2 separate regions of the Homo sapiens genome follow, and region 1 is linked to region 2. The links are chromatin loops, found by intact Hi-C in ENCODE. Cell type or tissue: mammary epithelial cell. All regions are shown on one strand. Each heading gives the region's core, and the rest is flanking DNA. Links, peaks and the distances in the headings are about the cores only.

Region 1 (8,335 bases), core at 228-8,227, 930 kb before region 2:
TGTTTGTTGTTGTGTTGTTTTTGTTTTAACCATAGCTATATAATCTATTTTGACTTCAAGAAGTGTTATGCCTCCAACTTAGTTCATTTTTCTGAGGATTGCTTTGGTTATTCTGAGTCTTTTGTGGTTTCTTACCAATTTTAGGATTGTTTTTTCTACCTCTGTGAAGATATCATTGATATTTTGACAGGGATTGCATTGAATCTGCAGATCACTTTTGGTGATATGCTCATTTTCACAACATTAATTGTTCCAATCATGAACATGGGATGCCTTTTCACTTTTGATGTCCTCTTCACTTTCTTTCATCAGCGTTTTATAGCTTTTTGGGTAGAGGTCTTTCACCTCTTTCGTTAAATTTATTCTTATTTTGGTAGCTATTTTACATGAGTTTGCCTTCTCAATTTCTTCCTTTACTAATTTGTTGCTGATGTGTACGAATGCTACTGATTTTTATATGTTGATTTTGTATCCTGTGCCTTTACTGAATTTCTTTATCAGTTCTAAGAGTTTTTGTTGGTCCTTTTAGGTTTTTCTATATACAAGACCATGTCATCTGCAAGCAGAGACTGGGACATCCTCCTATCCAGTCTGGATGCACTTTATTTCTTTCTGTTGCCTAACTGCTCTGGCTAGGACTTCCAGTACTATGTTGAATAAAACTGGTGAAAGTGGCCACTTTTTTTTCTTGTTCCAGATTTTAGAGAATGACGTTTCAATATTTCCTTATTCACTATGATGTTGGCAGTGGGTTTGCCATATATTTCATTTATTATATTGGCATACGTTCTTTTTACACCCAGTTTGTTAAGAGTTTTTATAATGAAGCACAGTTGAATTTTATCAGATGCTTTTTCTGCATCTATTTACATGATTGTATGGTTCTTGTTCTTCCTTCTGTTGATGTGATGTGTCACATGTATTGATTTGTGTATTTTGAACCATCCTTGCATTCCTGGGAGAACTCCCACTTGATCATGGGGAATGATCATTTTGCTGTGCTGTTGGGGTTGGTTTGCTAGAATTTTGTTGAGGATGATGGATATTGGCCTATAGTTGTTGTTGTTGTTGTTGTTTTCTGTATGTGTGTGTGTCCTTGTCTGGTTTTGCCATCAGGGTATTGCTGGTTTTGTAGAATGAGTTTGGAAGAATTTCATTCCCTTCAATTTTCTGGAGGACTTTTTGAAGAATTGGTATTAGTTCTTAAATATTTTGTACAATTCTGGAAGAAAATGGAGCCTGGGTTTTTTCTTTGATGGAGACATTTTATTACAGGTTCAATCTCATTACTTGTAATTGCTCTATTCAGGAGTTCTATTTCTTCTTGGTTCAATCTTGGTAAATTTTATATGTCTAATAATTTACACATTTCTGGTACGTTTTCTAATTTGTTAGCTTATAGTTACTGGTAGCAATCTCTAATGATACTTCGTTTTTGCGTGGTATCAGTTGTGATGTCTACTATTTCATTTCTGGTTTTATTTACTTGGGTCTTTTTTCACAATCTAGTTAATGGTCTGATGATTTTTTTTCTTTTAACAAAACCAACTCTTCATTTGTTAATCTTCTATACTATTTTTTAGTCTCAATTTCATTTATTTCTGCTGTGATCTTTATTATATCTTTCCTCCTGCTAAATTTGGGTTTGGTTTGTATTTGCTCTTTTAGTTCCTTGAAATGCATTAAGTTTTACTTGAAATCTTTCTCTCTTTTTTTTGATGTAGGTAGTTACTACTAAACTACCTTGTTATTATTGCCTTTTCAGTACCCTATAGATTTTGTTATGTTGTGCAGGTTTTATTTGAACTTTTTCTACATTTTTGATGAAGATATTTATTATCAAAATTCTTGCTAATATTGTGTTTGCTGGATCACACAGGCTTTGGTATGTGGCATTTCTATTTTAACTTGCTTCAAAAATTTTTTTAATTTGCTTCTTAATTTGTTTATTTGCTCATTGTCTCATTTTTATATATTTGTTCATTTTAGAAAATTTATCTTGTTATTGATTTGATTTATAGTGTTACTTCATTGTGGTCAGAAATGATACTTGATGTGATATTTTCATGCAGGCAAACGATGTATAATAATCACATAAGAGTCAACGGGAGGCTGGGTGTGGTGGCTCACACTTGTAATCCCAGCACTTCAGGAGGCCAATGCAGGCAGATCACAAGGTTAGGAGTTCAAGACCAGCCTGGCCAACATAGTGAAACCCCGTCTCTACTAAAAATACAAAAATTTTTATTTTTTGTATTTTTAATCCCAGCTACTTGGGAGGCTGAGGCAGGAGATCATTTGAACCCAGGAGGCGGAGGTTGCAGTGAGCCGAGATTGCACCATTGCACTCCAGCCCAGGCAACAGTGCTAGACTCTGTCAAAAAAAAAAAAGAAAAAGAGTCAATGGGGTATCCGTCACCTGAAGGATTTATTCTTTGTGTTACAAATAATCTGATTATACTTTTTCAGTTATTTTAAAATATACAATTAAATGATTATTAACTATAGTCATCCTGTTTTCCTATCAAATACTCATTCTTTGTTAAATGTTCTTATGGAAAGAAATAATATTTTGCAGCTGTTGGATGAAATAGTCTATAAATATCTGCAAGAGCCATTTGATCAGAAGTGCAGCAATTGTGTCAAGAAATTTTGAATTTTTCCACATATATATAAACTTCCCTGTTTTCTTGCCAGTTTTGATTTCTGGTTTCATTCCACCGTGGCTAGAAAAGACACTGAATATGGTTCTGATCTTAAATTTGTTAAGACTTGTTTTCGAATTAACTTGTCTTCTATCCTGGAGACTGTAGTGTGTATTCTTGAGGAGAATGTCTTCCGCTGTTGGGAGGAAAGTTCTGTGTGTGTCTGGTAGATCCATTTGTTCTATGATTTTGTTTAAGTCTGTTATACGTTGTCTGTCTAGATGGTCTGTCTATTATTAAATGTGACATGTGGAAGTCTCCTACCATTTACTATTGCCATTTTGTTAACATTTTTGTTTGCCCTGTAGTTCTTTTGTCCCTCTGTTTCTACTCCCTAGGTGTCCTTTCACTGTGACCTAGGGTGGAGAGGAAGACAGTGGGAGCATCCCCCCAACAGTTTTCTCTCCTTGGTTCCTGTGTCCCAGCATTGTGTTAACTGTGCTGCCCATTGTTGTAGGCGTGGTCCTCCAAGTCATGGAACCTTATGAACTAAGTTATGGGATTAACCATGCTTTACCCACACTGCCTTAGCTTATCGATCTGTGTGATCTGCCTGGCTTCCTGAAGAAATGGATCTCTGGAGAGACTGTGTCCCCTTTGGGCAAGCCTTCTTTAACAGAGTCAGTGTGCTAAATTACCTGCTATTATGGCCTGTGCTAAAATATTTACCCATAGCAAAATGGTTCTGTTTAACCTCTGTACTTAAAATCACTTTACTAATTAAGTACTGCTCTCATTGGAGACAGAAATGAACGTAGGGACCTAATGGTGATTTTTCCTGCTGTTGGCACAGTATGGGCGCTAACATTTGGCTGTGAAGGACATTTTCCTCCTAATTGTTGAAGTTGGAGCTTTCCCATTCACAGAAAGACCTTAGAGGCTGATTTCTAGCGGTGCAAAAAGAAAGAATTGAGAAGCTGCAGTATTACTGTAAAACACCGGCGATTTGCCACATGAAGAGGATTTATATTTCCACTAGGTGGCGCTGTTGGCTTAGAAATAACATGTGCTCGCCAGAGGCAGGATAGAGATGCTTGTTGAGTTGCTGCACGTGGTGTTTGCTGATCTTTCCTAACAGAACTGTTTCCCTGAACTGTAAAATTTCCTGCACACTGCACACACAGAGGATAGGAGACATAGTGACAGCAGATAGAAAAGAAAGGAAAATTTTGTGACAGGATAGCTGGAGATCCATGATCAACACTTGGATGGGCTGTTGGAGGCTGGGTTCAGTCCCGAAGCCTTTGAATAATGCCAGGGTGTGCCCTGGACAGAAATTCTCAGTTGCCCTAGGACTTCTCCCAGCCTCATGTGATGGCTAGGAACTCTGTGGAAAAAAAAAAAAAAACTGGTTTGAAGACAGCCTTGAGATTAAAGGGCAGATTTGAGGCTCACTCCATACTCACCAGTCCGATGTTTCTATCTTCCATTCTGATCCTGATCCTGGATGAGAACCGCCAGATGAAACAGCTTGGTTGACTGGGGTATATACCCTGTTTCTTTGTCTCAGTCGAAAAAAATTCAGGACGCGAATACACATGAGGAGTGGGTTTAGGAGCAGAAAGTTTAATAGACAAAGAAGAAGAAGAGAGAGAAAAGGCTTCCTCATGCTGAGAAAGCAGGTCGCCCAAGAGAGGGTCTCCAGTTTGCAGCAGGATGCAATCGATTTTGTGCAGAGGCTTAGGGAGGTGGTGATTGATTTACATAGGGCCCAGGGGATTGGTTTGACTAGACGTTCCATTTGCATAGCCTGCAAAAAGACTGGCCTTCCCACCCTACTCTTTTATTATGCAAATGTGGTTCTACCTGGTGGGTCACCATGATTCCTACACACACGGTGACAAGGAAAAGGAGAGCAGGAACCACCATATTCAATGTACCTGGCTTCCAGGTACCGCTGCTGGCATTTACATATGAAAGCTCCTAGTTTTCATATATATCAGGCTGCTTTCTGTCGGAGAAGAAATGGTTTGGGGCTGCTTTTTATTAAAGGAAAATTCCACCGAGAACTTTTACCCTTTCTAGCTGCCTAAAAATAATTTCTTAATAAATCCTGTATTAGAAAGACCCAGGGCTCATGGTTTGGAGAGTCTCATGTGCTCGAGAGGCTGTAGGCCAGGAGGTCAGAGCCAAGGGTCTAAAATTGAGGTTGAGTGGTGCCATGGACACAGGAGGTCCTGGAGGTTCCCAGGCTAGCCTACAGAGCTGAACAGCCAGAGCCAGCCCACAAGCTCAAGGGCTAGCTGAATCCCCCTTCCTGGCCCTTCCCTGCGTCATTGGTGTCTGCTCCCTCCTCTCTACCTCCTCATTCACGAGGTTCCTTTTCCTCCCAGATTCCCAGGGAAAGGCCTTGGTGGGAGAGTACCTTGTCATGCTCTTATTTTAATGCTGAATTTAGAGAAAAACCATATAATACCCTTTTGAATTTAGTCAATATATTCATACATAGAATTTTTGCAAGATTTATTTTTACACTTTCTACCACTTGTTTGAACTTTTAACTTCATATTTTCTAATTTAAAACAATTCTTTAACCCTAGGCAAGAATTTATATTTTTATGCCTCTTATAACCTTTTATTAAAATACATTTTACTGTTGCTACACACCTCACATGTAAATCTATTTCCAGTAGTCTCAATTACATATCATAATGGTAAGTTGGTGGGAGGAGAATAAGCACTCCCACCCACTGCCCTAGAACCAGCAGACCCTCCACCCAGACTAAGGTGCAGGCACACACAGCTGCACTCACCAGCCCACTGAGCACATGCCTCTTGTCCTCGTCTGCCAATTTGCCATTGAAACAGTTCTTCAGCTTTCTAGCATTGGACAATATTAATGAGGATGTTCAGTATTGTGCCACATGATCAACATATTCATCAGGGGTTCCCACCAGGAAGAGATCAACATCCTTTGTCACAACTGGGCAGATGTCACAATCTGGAACACAATGACACGTGGACAGACCCTTGAGAGACACTCATCAGAGCCTACACATCCCTTTCCCTCCATGTATGCTCAAAACTGCCCTTGGATGCCATCAAAGCCCCAGCATCCACATCCCCAGGCATTCACAGCCTGGCACCTACTTGCCCTGGAGATCAGGAGCACGGCAGTGAAGAGCAGCCCGAAAGTAGGAGCCAGCTTCATGGTGCCAGTGGCAAGTTCGTCAGGCCCCATTTGAGGCCCTTTTATACCTGTGCCAGGTCTCACAGTGGGGCAGGAAAAGGCCTGTGTCTTTCCATTTGCTGATTATCTCCCCCTACCCATAGATGTATGAGGAGCTCCAATGTGCTGCTACATCCTCAGGGCTCAGACCAGGACCAACACAAAGTAGATGCTCTATAAATGTCTGTTAGATGAATTGAAGGGACATCCCCATTGCTCTGGAGTCTATAAACTACATATTTTTAAAACTTATTTTGGTTTCTTATTTTTTTAAGACAGAGTCTCCTGTTGCTCAGGCTGGATTGCAGTGGTGCAATCAGAGCTCACTGCAGCCTCAACCTCTCAGGCTCAAGCCATCCATCTTAGCCTCCCAAGTCGCAGGGACCACAGGTGTGCACAACCAAGCCTGGCTAACTTTTTTATTTTTAGTTTTTGTAGAGATGGGGTTTCCCCATCTTGCCCAGGCTCATCTCAAACTTCTGGACTCAAGCGATCCTCCCACCTCAGCCTCCCAAAGTGCTGGGAGAGACACTCATCAGGCATGAGTCACTGTGCCTGGCCTCTGGAGTCTATGAACAAGAACTTTTACAGATACTTACTGTATATTTGCTTATTAAATTGCTTTGTATTAGTTAAATAAAGTGAAAGTTTTCAGTACTTTGTCAGTTCAGAATAAGGCAGTTTTTGGCTAGAGGTTCTTGGCTGACCTTTTCTCTGAGTCAGTAGTGACAGAATAAGGTTTGCTGAAGCTGCAGAGTCAAAGGTAGAATGCAAGGTTTTTGGCCTTGATTAGAACCTTGTACAAAACAGGATTCATGTCTGGTAAGGGCTCTTGGTTGAGAGGTGCCAAGCAATGAGCTCCAGCTGTCAGCTGTTCATCATGTCTTCTGGTGTGTGACACTGTCTTAGTCCTGCCTTGCTTTTTTATGGCCTTGGTAGTGTTGAGGTGGTGGACATCGTCAAATGCCCACCAAGCTGAGTTTGGCATTTTTTCTCATAATATTTACATTGGGATTAGGATTTTAGGGAACACACCCTGGAAGTGCAGGACCCTGTGACATCAATGTCTAGGCACTGGTTATCACTTATCACTTGATTAGTGTCATCTGTGTTGGCTTTCTCTACTGTTTTTCCCTTTCCCTACTATTTTCTTGGGAAACATCCAGCACATACTCAAGGTGGGAGGGCAGTAAGCTTGATGGTGGCTAGATGTTTCTGAAGACAAGAGTAGGGTGGCCAGGTGTGGTGGCTCAAGTGTACAATACCAGCACTTTGGGAGGCAGAGGCAGGAGGATCCCTTGGGCCCAGGAGTTCAAGGCCAGCCTGGGCAACATAGTGAGACCCTGTCTCTTAAAAAATAACAAAATTAGCAGAGTGTGGTGGACTGTGGTCCCAGCTACTTGGGAGGCTGAGGCAGGAGGATTGCTTGAGAGCCTGGGAGGTTGAGACTGCAGTGAGCTATGATCACGCAATTGCATTCCAGCCTGGGTGACAGAGGAAGACCCTGTCTCTAAAAAAGAAAAAGAAAAAAGTAGGAAATGGGGAAAACAGTAGCAGGGAGGGGAGGATCTATATATATATAATTTGGAATTATTCTGTAAGGAATATCTGTCTTTTCTTTCTCATTTATTTATTTGTTCAATCATTTATTTGTATTTTTTTTCTTCCCTGTTTTTTTTGTTTCTTTTCTTATTTCAATAGGTTTTTGGGGAACATGTGGTGTTTGTTTACATGAATAAGTTCCTTAGTGGTGATTTCTGAGATTTTGGTGCACCCATCACCCAAGCATTGTACACTGCACCCAGTGTATAGTCTTTTATCCCTCACCTCCCTGCCACCCTTTCCCCTGAGTCTCCAGTATCCACTGTATCATTCTTATGCCTTTGCATCATCATAGCTTAGCTCCCACTTATGAGTGAGAACATAATCATTTATTTTTATCAGTATAGACTCACATGTAGTTGTCCCTTTGGATTTATGGGGAATTGGTTCCAGGACCTCCCATGGACACTAAAATCCACAGGTGTACAAGTTCCGTATATAGAATGGCATAGTATTTGCATGTAACCTGCACACATCCTCCAGTACACTTTTAAGTCATTCCTAGATTACTTATAATTCCTAATGCAATGCCCACATACAACTTCCTTCACATGGATTCAAGATAGCGCTCGGTATGGGATATATTCAAGTTTTGCTTTTTGAAATTGTGTGGAATTCCCTCCCCTACTCCCCAAGTATTTTCAATCTATGCTCAGTTGAATGAACAGATGTGGAGCCTACAGATGTGAAACCCACGCATACAAAGGGCCAACCGTATGTTATTTTATACTATTTTATACTCTGGGTTATAATCCCATACTATGTGATTTATTTCATTGCTCAGATTGTTCCACATTTGATCCTTCGGAGCTTTCTCAGGCCTCCTTCTGCTAGAATTTTCATAGACAATCTCATCTTG
Region 2 (8,335 bases), core at 121-8,120:
GCTAGAGCGCAGTGGTGCAATCACAGCTCATTGCAGCCTCCAACTCCTGGGCTCAAGCAATTCTCCTGCCTCAGCCTCCTGAGTAGCTGGGACTGCAGGTGTGCATCACCAAACCTGGATGATTTTTTACTTTTTGTTTGTAGAAACGTGGTCTCTCTATGTTGCTCAGGCTGGTCTCAAACTCTTGGCCTTAAGCGATCCTCTTGCCTCTGCCTCCCAAAGTGCTGGGATTACAGGTGTGACCACTGCATCTGGCCAACTTCTATCTTTTGATAGGAGGTGCTGAGTCCACTTGGCCTTTTGACTTGGTGGTTCTGACAGGACCCAGTTCATGATGGGCAGCTATGGCTGCAGTTTCATTGAGATCCCACGGTGATATGGTTTGGCTGTGTCTCCACCCAAATCTTATCTTGAATTGTAGTTCCCATAAGCCCCACGTGTCATGGGAGGGATCCACTGGGAGGTAATTGAATCGTGGGGGCGGTTACCCCCGTGCTGTTCTTGTAATAGTGAGTGAGTTCCACAAGATCTGATGGTTTTATAAGACGCTTTTCCTCCTTTGCTCGGCACTTCTCTCTCCTGCTGCCATGTGAAGAAAGACGTGTTTGCTTCCCTTTCTGCCATGATCGTAAGTTTCCTGAAGCATCCCCAGCCATGTGGAACTGTGAGTCGATTAAACCTCTTTCCTTTATAAATCTGGGTGGCAGAGGACCTTGTGGGAGACTCCTCCCACTTCTCTGTGGTCCCAGATCCTCGATGCTCAGCTCTGTTCTGAGCTGGGGGCATAAGGGTGCCATCACCCAGGTCTAGCACAAGGCCTGACACGTGTGACCGCTCTAAGTGTTGGATGGAGATGTGCTGATAGCCTCTTCTATGCGCCGAATGTCCCCTGACAATATTGTGTCCTATGTTGAAATCCTCAACCCCAAAGTGATGGTGTGAGGAGGTGGGGCCTTTTGGTGGTGATTAGGTCCTAAGGGTGGAGCCCTCGTGAATGGGATTAGCACCCTGATAAACGAGGCCCTGGGGAGCTCCTCACCCCTTCTGCCATGAGTTCACAGCAGGAAGAGGGCCCCCTATGAACCAGGAAACCGGCCCTCCCCAGACACTGCATCTGCTGGCGCCTTGATCTCAGCCTCCAGAACTGTGAGAAATTGTTTGTTGTCTGAGTCACCCAGTCTATGGGATTTTTGATGTAGCAGCCCAGACAGACTAAGATGGATGAAGACAGCCCCTCAGCCTCATTCTGGATCCTTCTGGGCATGGAACTTGACCGTAGTACACCCCTCCTTCAATGGTTCCGCTGTTTCCAACACAAAATCCAATCTCCTTATCCCTTATCCAAAATCCAAGGATCTCCCTGACCTGGCGTCTCCCAGTTCCCCCATTCCGTGATCCGCAGATGTCTATGTGGGGCTCACACAGTGTTTGTTCACACTCCCCTGGGCTCAAGCCCACTCCTCCTTCTGGTCCCGATTCATGTCCTGAGAGCCAGCGCTAGGAGGTCGCATGCTCCATCAGTCTTCGGGCACTCAGCGGGGGTCCAGGCCAGGGCCCCCCACCCTCAGCCGTGTTCCTTGGTCACTCTCCAGAGCCTTGGGTCACTCTCCACTGACTGTTAGGCCAGCAATCCTGCCTGCAGATCTACAGAGAGCCGAACCTTGAAAAATGATGACGAGCCCTTCTCCTCGTGTCATTAATCCTCTCATGACCGAGGCATTTCCCCCAGGGTGGGCACAGGCCCAGGGTGACTGATGGCACCTGCCCAGCCTCTTGAGGACTTTGGCCAGTGGGAGGTGTTGACAGCATTTCCCAAGTGAAATGCCACATGGAGATTAATGACCCCCGAGCTGCGGGCTTTGGGTGGGCAAGGCTGGAGCATAGCGGGGCCCCCCAGCCTGCCAGGTCTGTGGAACGCTTCCTGCACCCCAGTCCTCTCAGCCCCTTCCAGGAACAGTGCTGTGGGTTCGCTACCTTTGCCCGGGTTCTCAGGATCTCTCAGAAATGGTTGCCTCAGCTTCACGCCTGAAACCTCAAACACAAATAATTTTCAATTTGCCTTGGAGTTTCAATCCCACAATCCGATGTTAAATAATAGATTAGCTGCCTCAGGGAGAGAAACAGGATTTAAGAAGAAGAAATAACTAAAAGGAAAAGTAAAATTCAGCACATCGGTTTGGAGAGCAAGAATGCAGCCTTCCCTCCCGGCCCAGATTTGCCGACCCCATCTCATCCTCCCAGACGTGGCTCGCTTCCGGGTCTTAGGGGACTGTCATCCACACAGCATGGTCTCCCCAGAGGCAGGCTGGAGGCGTCAGCAGTCCTGGGCTCATCTCCAGCTGGTGCGGCCAGATTGGCAGACTCCGTCTCCCACGCCCCTGCTCTCAGGCCCTGCACGCGGAGGAGGGGGCTGACCTGTAGCCCCAAAACCACCACCCACCAAGGCAGAGAGAGACAGATGGGTGTGGGTGGTCACAGGCAAACTCAGGTAGTCACAGGCAGGTGGATACAGGCTGGAACAGGTGACAGCAGGCAGGTAAGCAGGCAGGTAGCAAGTGTGAACTGATGGAGCCAGAGGCACAGGTACAGGACCACCGTGTCACCAGACCCCAGAGGAGGCTGAAGAGGGTCCCTCTGTGGGGCGTGACTTGTTCACAAGCCCTGGAACCGAGGTCATCTCCATCCAGGAGATTATCATGGTGGGCAGAGGTGAAAGTCATCATCGTGATCCTGGCCACTGCCACCCCTGGCCACAGTTTGCCTGTCACCACAGGAAACCACACCATCTCCAAGGTCACAGGTCCCCAACTCCCGCCTCACTTCCTCCGCAGACCCCAGCGCCTTCTCTCTGCCTATCAGCCCTTCCTGTCTTGATGCCCTTCCTCATCCAGCCTTGTCCTGATTGGGTGACTATTCTCTGTGTCCTTCACTCCTCTGTCACACAGGTCTAGGAGGAGCCCCGCTGTGACCTTGCTTATGCTGCAGCAGGAAGGCATGCTGGTGCCCTGCACATCCATCATAAACTGCAAATGGGTGCAAAGCAATGCCTGAGACACTCCCTCTCTTTCTCCAGAGAGCTTGTCTTTCCCTTGCCCTAGTGACCATTCAATTCCTTCTCTGCTGTCGCAAAACCTCCTACCCCATTGGAACACCAGAGAGCCAGTAAGAACTGTGCACTCATGGGCACACAGAGCCAGGGCCAAACCATCAGGCTCTGAATTCTGGAAGATCCCCATTATAGCTGTGTGGCCTTGGGCAGATTACTTAACCTCTCTGTGTCTCAATGTCTTCATCTGCAAAAAATGGGGAGGATGATAACGGTCTTCCAGGGTTGTAGTGAGGATTAGATAAGCTCTTATATGTGAAACGCTAGCCAGGCGAGGTGGCTTAAGCCTGTAATCCCAGCACTCTGGGAGGCCGAGGCGAGTGAATCACTTGAGGTCGGGAGTTTGAGACCAGCCTGTCCAACATGGTGAAACTCCGTCTCTATTAAAAATACAAAAATTAGCCCGGTGTGGTGGCAGGCCCCTGTGATCCCAGCTACTCGGGGGGCTGAGGCAGGAAAATTTCTTGAACCTAGGAGGCGGAGTTTGCAGTCAGCCGGGATCGCGAGGGGCAGGGTACAAAAAATATGAAATACTTAGAGCAGTACCTGGTAAACCGGTAAATTCCATAGTTACTTATTACTTTAGGTGCCAAGGCAGGAGATGCTAGTGTGATAATGGCTTGGGTTAAATGACAGCCCTGGAGAGGGAGAATGGACATGGATTCAGTATGCCCTTGGGAGGCAGGGCGAAAGGGACGATCCAGGGCTTGTAGGGAAGGCTGAGCCGGGAAGCCGGGAGAGGAGGGGCTTGAGGTGTGAAAGGTGTGCGGCTCAGGTGAGACGTTCAAGTGGAGACACCCGCTGGACGTGCCGACAGCTGGGGGTGAGGCGGCTGGCCATGGGGGTCTACCGATCAGGGCTGCAGGGGCAAATCCGGGAGTCTAGCACAGGGGTGATGGGGAGCTCGCCCAGGGAGTGTGTAGGCAGAAGAGTGCCTGGGATTGCCAGCGTGCGGCAGTGGAAGGTGCCTTGTCAGCGGACTCTGCGGGTGGCAAGATTGGAAGGCAGGCCAGGGTGGGGTCCAGAGTGGAAAAGGAGGTGAAGCCATGGGGGCTGAGGGGTGGGTTCTGCCAGGAAGGAGAGGAGAGAAATGGGCAGGCGCTGCAGGGGCCATCTGGCTACGGCTTCCCCGTTTTTAAAGGTGGGGCATTGACAGCTTGTTTTCTGCTGATGGGAAAGCCTGCTGTGTGTGCAGAGAGGGCGCAGGTGCGCGCGGGAGGTGCTTAAGGAGTAGGCTAAGGGACTGGGATCTGGTGTGTGTGTGTGTGTGTGTGTGTGTGTGTGTGTGTGTGTCGGGGGTGACCTCTGGCCAGTGCAGGAGGGGAAGTGGAGGACAGGGCTCAGCGTGGGAAGTGCATGCACTTGGCTGAGACAGTGAGGGACCTTCCGGTTCTTCCCATTTATTTCAATGCAGCAAGAAGCCCCGTCCTGAGCCGTGCATGTTTCTGTGTGTTTACGTGTGTGTCTGTGTGTCCGCGTGCATCTGGGTCTGTGTGCATGCGTGTGTCTGCATATCTGTCTGGGTGTGTGTTTGTGAGGATGGGTGTCTGTGTGTCTGTGTGTGTGGTTGTGTGTGTCTGTGCGTCTGTGCCTGTGTGTGTGCATGCATTTGTGTTTGCGCGTGTGCGTTCGTGTTGTGGTTGAGGTTGGAGAAGGCCTGACATCACCCTGATGGAGCGTGCAGGACAAGCCCCCGGGGAGGTTGTGGATGTCACTGCTTTAGGGGCGCTGCGGGTGTTTGGGGGCTTAGTGTTAGCACAGGCGGGTCCCCTGGAGCTGGTGGGTTTGAGAGTAACCTCTGGAGGCCGCCCGCAGACAGTGGAGGGGCGGGAGCCCCGTGACCCCATGGTTGGGAGGGCGAGGTGACAGAGGAGCCGACTGCGCGGTGGGGAGGCTGGGGACGCGGGGCGCCCGGGAGCTGGAGCCGCGCGGCCAGAGCGCTGCTGCCACCTGGCGGCCCCGCCGGGGATCCCCAAGCCGCTGCTCGGGAGCGGGGACTTAGCCCCACCTGGCGGCGGAGAACGGCTCTGCGCCTGTGGGTACGAACGCGAGGGAGCCCCTGCCGGCCGCTTGGGCGCAATCCCAGCTCCAACTCCTGCGCTGCACAGCTCTGGCCACGCCTTTCTGTGCCTCAGTCTTCTCACCTATACAGTAGAGCGAGGCATGAGTGGACAGCACCGCTGGGAGAGGGGCACTGGGCAACGCACACGAGGCCACAGCGCAGCACCCAGCACGAGTGACCCCCGACACCTGCACCCCCGACACACTCAGGGTCCCAGTCCCTTGGTCTCCTCTTTAAACACCTCGCGCACGCACCTGCACTTCTCCACGCTCAGCACTCACTGTCCACTTGACTCAGGCTGGCATACCCAGGTGGCGCGGAAGGGTCGCCCAGGCCCGTGACAGGAAGTTGCTCTCTCTGCCCTCTGCCCCTGCCCCCTGCCCCCTTCCCTAGCTTCCAGAGCTCTTGGCACCTCCAGCTGCTCCCCTGCTCCTCCTTTCCTGAGGCCGGCCCAGGGTGAAGGAGAGGCAGGAGGATAGTCCCCTAGTAGCCCCGGCCTGGCCCAGACCCCGGGTCCCCCTCTGCTGCCATCTCCCAACAGAGCCTCTTGTGCAAAGCGTGCCCTGGGCAGTGAGAAGGGCCAACAAGCAGCCAGGCCAGGGCAGTGTGAAGAACCCAGCTCAGGGCTCCCACACCCCCTCCCCGGCCCGGGCAGGGCAGTGGGGCTAACATACAGTCCTCTCCCCACACCCTGCTCCCCGGGGCGCCTGCCTATTCCTCATTCAGGAGTCATGGTACCCATCAGCTGGGAGTCCCCGGAGGTAGGGGCAGTGTTACTTGAGCCCAGACTACCCCACCCCCAACTTTCACCTTTGCCCATTTCTGGATCCCGTGGTTCAACACAGCCTCTTGTGCCCAGCTCTGGGTCCCCTGGGCTTGTAGAGCAGTGGAGGAGTGAGGGACGCCAGCAGGATGTTCGCTGGGTTCACCACGAGTGCTCCCTGAAGAGGAAGGGGCCAAGAAGAGATAGGGGCAGTGAGGTGAGGCCGCCTCCAGGCCTCAGAACCATGGGCTCCACAGGCTCCTGTCCCCCACCAAGGGGCTCAGCCCTGAGGATGAAATTGGCAAACCCTGCCTGAGAGTAGGGGGAGATGATGGGGGACCCCCTGTCCACTGCCTGCCTGACTTTGTCCTGGGCCCCTTGGACAGGCCCTGTATGGGCCACCAAACCCTGTCGAGACAGCAGGGAGGAGGGGGAGCTGGGGGGAGCCAGAACTGCCCGAGTTTCCCACCTGACCATCTGTGTGGACCTTGAATCCTATCTCCCCAGGATACTCAAGGCCTTTGGGGCTCCCAAGCCCCAGGAGGGACCCTAGGCTTTGGGACGTCTGTTCTCGTCACCACTCAGAGAGTGGGGCTCCCATCCAGGAGGTCTCAGCCACTCAAGGGCAGAGGCCTGGCAGGGACTTCCCTGGGGCCGCCCGGAGGGGCCCACAGGGGGACCAAGCTGGGGAGGGCCCTGGGGCTTGGGCTGTTCTTCTCCCAACTCAATGGGCCTCCTTTGCCCCTGGGAGCTGCCAGTGGCCCTTTCTAGGGTCTCTGATCAGTTGGCCCCTTCCAGGTGACATCCACAAAATGGCCAGCGAATGGGCAGGGAGAGACGAGGAGCAGGTGCACGAGATGGTCCTGGAGACGGGCAGGACTCAGACTGCACACAGCCCACACCCGGCATGGACGCGGGCTCACACACAATGCACACCCCTCACTCCAGGAACACACACACACAGACACACACGCTCCCACTGACCCCATAGCACAGGCTAGAAACACACACACACACACACGCTCACACCCACCCCACAGCACAGGCCAGATACCTCCCTCCCCCCACACACACCCACATACTCATTACCCATTTAGCCCACAGCACAGGCCAGACACCCACACAGACACACACCCACGCAGACACACAGACCCACATTACCTGTATGCTCACTCCCATCCACATGATACAGGCCAAACATACACTCACACTGTACAGGCCAGACACACACAGAAACACACATACAGACATACACTTACACCCACCCACCCCACAGCACAGGCCAGACATACACACAGAGACACACACAGACACAAACACACACATGCTCACACCCACCCCACAGCACAGGCCAGAGACACACACACACGTTCACACCCACCCACCCTACAGCACAGGGCAGAAACACACACACACACACAGACATAGACACAGACACACACACACACGCTCATACCCACCCACCCCACATCACAGGCCAGACACACACACCCACATGCTCACACCCGTTTATCCCACAGCACAGGCCAGACATCCACACAAACACACCCACCCACATGATCCATATGCTCACACCCACCCACAGTACAGGCCAAACACACACACTCACAAACACACATGTGGAGAGTATAGGCCAGACACACACATAGACATATACGCGCTCACATCCACCCACCCCACAGCACAGGCCAGACACCCACACAGACACCCAGACACACACACAGACACATGCACACGTGCACACACACATACTTCCCTACCACTGCACTGAGTCGGCTCTTCCTGAGCCCTGTGAGGTTTGGGGCTGGGGTTGGGGGTTGGAGCTGGGTTGGTCTCCAGGCTGGGCCTCTGGCCTTCAGTTGGAGGTCACTCTCAGGGCTGTCAAGTGGTGATCATGGTCACTGCCTGCACCTGTCTTCTGTCATCACCACCTGCAACAAAAGCCCCCCACTGATGGATGCGTTGTGTGTCCACGTCTGTCCAGCTTGAGCCGGCGTTTCTCTGAGAGATGATACAAGTGCATGTGCCTTCTCCCCCGACACACACATGCAGACGCACACACACGCTCACCCAGGGGAGGGGCTGTGTCATCCTCACTGTCTCCAAGCTGCTCCCAGATGCTGTGTCAGCGGAGAGTTCAGGTGTTCCCTGCTGAGCAGATGCCATAGGGGCACTGCCTCTGGCTTCACCAAATGCACCCATGACCAGGGACACTTTCCTGCACATGAACGTGGTCTCACGTTTGAGCACCGGGACCCAGGGCACCTCTTTTTAGGTTGTCCTCAGCCAGGCACTTCCCTGTCTCCTCTCACATGGACCCTGGTCCTGGCCAAGGTGCAGGGCAGCTACTCTGGCTTTCTGGGCCCCTCAGCATCTGCTGTCTCAGCTTCCACGGGTCCCAAGA

What was found. A loop is a pair of places that touch in the nucleus more often than their neighbours do. Peaks named below come from ENCODE experiments on the same cell type or tissue, not always from the same donor. Only the 100,000 strongest peaks of a DNase experiment are listed, where the experiment ranks them.
Region 1: it touches region 2 in a loop (18-fold over the local background); 14 of 110 quality-filtered maps call a loop at or near these places.

The regions. Positions count from the first base shown.
Region 1 is chr19:34,708,223-34,716,557 of GRCh38, reverse strand. It overlaps the pseudogene SCGB1B1P. Among named protein-coding and RNA genes, the nearest start is that of ZNF181, 22 kb to the left of the region's middle. In mammary epithelial cell, for the core only: a CTCF peak has its summit at 3,688 (motif pointing right); a DNase peak (open chromatin) is centred at 3,697.
Region 2 is chr19:33,774,962-33,783,296 of GRCh38, reverse strand. No RefSeq gene overlaps it. Among named protein-coding and RNA genes, the nearest start is that of KCTD15, 18 kb to the left of the region's middle. RefSeq lists a silencer at 4,911-5,070. In mammary epithelial cell, for the core only: a CTCF peak has its summit at 5,110 (motif pointing left); a DNase peak (open chromatin) is centred at 5,126; H3K4me3 peaks cover 271 bases.